Linked DNA regions of Homo sapiens: region 1 is linked to region 2. Evidence: chromatin loops called from intact Hi-C (ENCODE). Cell type or tissue: Caco-2. All regions are shown on one strand. Links, peaks and the distances in the headings refer to the core of each region. The heading gives the core; the rest is flanking DNA. Region 1 overlaps CCDC152 (coiled-coil domain containing 152). Region 2 has its middle 43 kb from the start of SELENOP.

The links. Peaks named below come from ENCODE experiments on the same cell type or tissue, not always from the same donor. Only the 100,000 strongest peaks of a DNase experiment are listed, where the experiment ranks them.
Region 1: a loop joins it to region 2, with 12 times the contacts of the local background. A loop is called at or near these places in 2 of 110 quality-filtered maps.

The regions. Positions count from the first base shown.
Region 1 is chr5:42,769,113-42,772,044 of GRCh38, forward strand. It overlaps CCDC152 (coiled-coil domain containing 152), which reads left to right. Exons shown (of 9, transcript NM_001134848.2): 4 at 485-553. Among named protein-coding and RNA genes, the nearest start is that of CCDC152, 14 kb to the left of the region's middle. In Caco-2, for the core only: no CTCF peak of the experiment used is centred there; no DNase peak of the experiment used is centred there.
Region 2 is chr5:42,853,292-42,856,223 of GRCh38, forward strand. No RefSeq gene overlaps it. Among named protein-coding and RNA genes, the nearest start is that of SELENOP, 43 kb to the left of the region's middle. In Caco-2, for the core only: no CTCF peak of the experiment used is centred there; a DNase peak (open chromatin) is centred at 1,640.

The DNA of each region.
Region 1 (2,932 bases), core at 255-2,754, 84 kb before region 2:
GTGACGCGTGCCTGTGATCCCAGCTGCTCAGGAGGCTGAGGCAGGAGAATTACTTGAGCCTGGGAGGCGGAGGTTGCGTGAGCCGACATCGTGCCACTGCACTTCAGCCTGGACGACAGGGCAAGACTCTGTCTCAAAAAAAAAAAAAATTATATTTTTCCTTTATATAATTTTATTTAAGGTGCTTGGCTGCTTTATTAATATCTTGTAATTTCAAATTAAATATTATTATTATTATTTTTAGAGACAGGGTCTTGCTCTGTCACTCAGGCTGGAGTGCAATGGCATGAGCATAGCCCCCTGCAGCCTTGAACTCTTGGGTTCAAGTGATCCTCCTGCCTCAGCCTCTTGAGTCAATAGGACTACAAGGCACACATCACCATGCCTGGCTTAAATATTATTTTATTTTAATAATTTCAACTGAGAGAATAATTCCAAAATGAAAGCAAGGGATTTTAAAATAAATTTATCTTTTATATTTCAGAATGTGCTACTCTTCATAATATAATAAAAGGGCTACAACAGACCATTGAATATCAACAGAATTTGAAAGGTAAGTTAGAAAAAAAAGTAAAATCTAAAAAAGCATTGTGTATTTGAGCACCTTTAAAAATAGGAAGTTTTTACATGGTTGATAATAAATTTCAATTTGTCAGCTAAAAGAGGACTCCTTACTACTTAAAAATACTTTCCTAGATGATTATGAAATAAGAAATGTTATCCTGAACAGAACAATTCAGTCATGTTCTATCTGATAGTGACATAAAGGGATGTTTTACATAGGTCATATAGTTATTACCTTCAAAAATTTAGAACTCTATTTATTCTCAGTAGCATTCTTGGTCTTTAATAATCTTGTGTTCAGTTTTGAAGAGTGGATATTACTAGTTAAACCATAATTTTTTATTTAAACCACAGTGATAGTTTACCATTTAATTTTTTTGTCATAGACTAAGACTATATTTGTGCAAGTGAAGTCAACACATTCAGCTTATCTTATCTGTAACAATCATGTTAATCAAACAGGCCTACCATTCACAAAACAGACCAAGTATTTTGTGCTGTTCTGACTCAGCTGTGATGGCTGTGAGATTTTCTTCTACTATATCAGAGATTAGACTAAATTGCCTTAAAGGCCCCTTCCACATAAAACTCACATCAAATAAGCATTTCTCATCTTAGACCTCTGCCTTTATTTTAAAACAAGCACCTTATATATGTGAGATAAAATATTGATCTTATATGTGATTCCTGTAATTTGGAGTGTTAAAAAGGGGCACTCATGCTCCTATTTCAATGCCAGGGCTCAAAACAACTTTTCCCTTCCTTGTGACTAAAATACCACACCCAGCTGGGTTCTCTATTCTGTTCCATAATCTACATGTCTTTTTTTTTTTAACAGTGCTGTACTGTTCTGATTATTGTAGCTCTATAATATATTTTGAAATTAGGTAGTGCAGTGGCTCCAGGTTTGTTCTTTTTACTCAAGATTGCTTGGGCTATTTGAGGTCTTTTGTGTTTCCATATGGATTTTAAGATTGTTTTGTCTACTTCTGTAAAGAATGTCATTGGCATTTTGATAGCGATTGCATTAAATATGCAGATCATTTTAGATAGTATGGACATTTTAATAATATTCTTCTAATCTATTTATCTGTGTCTTCTTTCATTTCCTTCATCAATGTTTTATTACTTTCAGTGTACAAGATTCTCACCTTCTTTGGTGTACAAGATTCTCACCTTCTTTGGTTAATTCTTAAGTATTTTTATTGCCATTATGTATAGGATTGTTTCTTAATTTCCTTTCCAGATATTTTGTAATTTGTATATAGAAATGTGATCGATTTTTATATGTTGATTTTGTATACTGCAACTTTACTGAATCTGTTTATTAGTTCTAATAGGTTTTCTAAGTATATAGTCATGTCATCTGCGAATATGGATAATTTTCTTCTGTTCTGATTTGGATGCCCTTTATGTCTTTCTCTTTCCTAATTGCTCTAAGATTTCCAACACTATGTTGAAAAGAAGAGGCAAAAATGCTAAACACACTCCTGAACAATCATTGAGTCAAAGAATAAACCAAAGGAATTTTTAAAGTATCTGAGACAAATGAAAACACAACATACCAAAACCTATAGGATACAGCAGAAGACATTTTAATGGGGAAGTTTATGGCTGTAAAGCCTAAATTTAAAAGGAAAAAATATATATATATCCAATAAGTAATCTATCTTTACACCTCAAGGAACTAGAAAAAGAACAACAAATTAAGCCCAAAGGTACTCAAAGGAAAGAAATAATGAAGATTATAGGATAAATCAATCAAATAGAAAATAAAAAACAACAGAAAATTTAACAAAACTAGGAGTTTGTTTTTTTTGAAAAAATAAACTAAATTGACAAATGCTTGGCTACACTGAAAAAAAAAGAAAGATGTCAATATATAAAAGCAGAAATGAAAGAGAAGACGATACAACTGAAATCCTAGGGGGCGTGAGGAGGATAATAAGGGACTATTAAGAGCAACTATATGCCACCAAACTGGATAACCTAGAAGAAATAGTCAAATACCTAAGAATATACAACCTGCCAAAACTGAGTCAGAAATAGTCGGAACACACCAATGACAAATAAGGAGATTGAGTAAATAATCAAAAATCTCCCACCAAAGAAAAGCCCAGGATGAGGTGGCTTCATGGGAATTCTATTAAACACTCAAAGAAAAAGTAATACCGCTTTTTCTTAAACTCTTTCAAAAAATAAAAGCAAAGGGAACACTTCCAAACTCATCCTATGAGGCCAGCATCACCCGGACACCAAAATCAGACAAAGACACTGCAAGGAAAGAAAATTACATCCCAATATCCCTGATAAACACAGACTCAAAAATCTTCAATAAAATACTATCAAATAAAATTCAACAGCCCAT
Region 2 (2,932 bases), core at 232-2,731:
CCCAGGCATGCATCCCTAACTTTGGCAAACAAACCTGCTAAAATGCTTGAGACTTGTCTCATCATTTTTCTGGATTGACAATCACAAGAGACACATTAAATCATAACTACACCAGAAAGTTTGAGAGAAAGTGGATGAGAAAAGTTAGAACAGAAAAAGTACTGAGTAAACTATATTAGTAGAAGACAAAATACATTAGGAGAAAATGTATTGTTTGAGACAAAGATATACCCACCCTGAAGCTGTATGAACTTAACAACATAGCCTCAAAATATAAAAATCAAAACTGACAGACTGAAAAGGAAACAATGATAAATCTACAACTACACATTTCTTTCAGAAATGTATCAAGAAGACAAAAACCTAATAGAAGATTTTAACCAAAAAATTTAACAAACTTGATTTGTAGACATATATAGAAGTCTGCACTCAATAATTAGAGAATACTCCTTCTCAAACAAACATGAAACATTTAGCAAAAGTTAGTCATGTGCTAGGTCACAAAACCAGTCTCAATAAACAGAAAGCATCAGTAACAATCATACCACATTTTTGGACACACTGCAGTAAAATTCAATGATTTGTAACCAAAGTATTTGAACTAATTAGAGAATTCAGTAATGAGATATGGACTTGGTGGTTTATTTGGGAAGTTATCCCAGGAAACAGAGCAAAGGGGCAAACAGAGTGAGGCAAGGAAGGAAGCAAGGCAAATACAGGATGTTTTATTGTGTTTGTTACCTCTTTGAGCAACTGTGATACTATCCTGCTTTGGGATCTCCAAGGAATAGTATGGACTGTGCCTCATAACTTTTCATGAAGAGAACAAGAGCCTGGAAAATTTATCCCTTGACTCTGCTGCTCATTAGTTCAGGGTTGCTCCTGGTATTACTCCTCCACAGTTGTAGTCTGTGCCTGTGCAGCCAAGGAACTTCCAGGTCTTCAGGGAAAACCCTGATGTAGAAGAGCAGAGATTCACTGAAAATTGCTTGAAGGGGACCTGGCAGCATTCATGCAACTGTCCCCTACAGGTTCCCTAAAATCCAGTGGCTTGAGGGAATTTAGCATCTGCTACAAATTGCATCCTTGAAAAATTAAAACAAAATGATTGTATGCATTATTTAAGATACATAAATATGTGTAAAAGTGTCAAAAATATTCAAGGGAATAATACAAACTACTTCAAAATCATAGTTTTGGGGTGGATGTAAGAATGAGTGTGACTTCAACTGTAGGTATAATTAATTTCTATAGAGAAAAAATGAAGAATCTAAAGGAAATATCACAAAATGTTAGTATTTATTAATTTAATAGATATGGGTATCTAGTTATTACTTTCTGTATTTTTTTATATATTCCACAATTAAATATTGTTTTGAAAGAATAAGTTCTGGTGCTTTCAATAGAAAGATTTTGCTTGATAATACATGCCATAATTACTGAACCTTCATTAAATAAAGAAGCTGAACTAGCAAAGCTCAGTTTTGTCTAGGTAGGCCCTGGCCTCCTCCAGAAGCAAAATTAAATGTTATGTTGTTTTCTGTTTCTTTAGGGGAAGTGTCCCTTTAAGGATCTGAACTTTGAGCACATGAGTCAAGCTCAAACAACAGTTTTCAGTCACAAGCTGTCTCAGCAGGTCATGGTGGCCTCCATCTTTCAGTTTGTGGTTATCACTTAAATTATCCTGGAAGAGTATTCTTAGCAATCTTTCAAATTCCTTTCCAAGTCCCTGTCAGTTTAGGTTCACCATTTTTATGGTCTAATTGGTTAATTATCATAAAATGATACACAGTGTACATGCGATCATGCTTTATAGCTGTTGTAAAAATAGATTATCACTCTAACTCTGTCTGGCCACAGGTGTGTTTGTTTTAATGGATTACAACAAGATTAGATTAGATTATCAGTCTAATCTTTTCAATTTACAGAAAATGAGGCCTAGAAAAATCAGATTTTTTTGTACTTAGTAACTAGTAGGTGACAAAGTTGAAAATCAAATTTTGGACCCATCATTATCATCAGTCTATGAGATAATATCTACGTTCCTTAGAGGTTACAGAATAAAACAAGTTATCTGTGAAGATCTGAAAGTATCACTCATTAAGACATCACAATTTATAGCCACCTGATTTAATCACTGTGGATAGCATAAGCATAATGCATCTGGCACTAGGAGCCATGCTCCTGGGTGGTATTCATGTCCAGCCTGTGCCTGTCTAATGCACTTATGCCCCTGGGATCTTCAGAGACAAATACCTTGCATGATTTCATGGTGTGTTAAGGCAGATCTTGTGTGTTGATATCATCTATAACAGCCTTAGCAAAAGCCATAACATCACTAATGTGATTAGGCACACCCCATCAGAATTATCAAAATTGCCCAGATCATTTGCCATTGGGTCAAAGAACCACTAGACTGGAGAGGACTTTGAGAAGTCACCTAGGGTACCTGTATCTAACACAGTGTTTCTCAAACATTAATGTGTATATGAATCACACAGGGAGCTTGTTAATGGAGATTCTGATTAAGTAGGTTTGTGCTATGGCCTGAAATTCTTCATTTCTAACAAAGGTGATATCAACACTGCTAGTCTTAGGACCAGCCTTGAAGTAGCAAAGCTTTTTCCTGTGGTTAAAAATTGCCCAGGGTCTATGACAAAGAAGTTGTGCTTCTCTGAGACAGGACACTGATGGCCAGAGAGGGTTGGTGGCAGGTGTTTTGTGTAAGCAACGCTCACAAAGCTAGTTATGTGCTGTCTAAATGCTTGTCTACACTAGTCAGAAACAAACTATTTGGCACTGCCAAAGTGCTTGACCCTGAAGGTTGCATTGGAGCATCTATAGACTCAGAGCTAGTAATTTTGCAAACAGCAAATTTCCCCACTTCTTAATTTAGAAAGAATGCATCGTGGTCTATCAGCTTAAAAAAGTA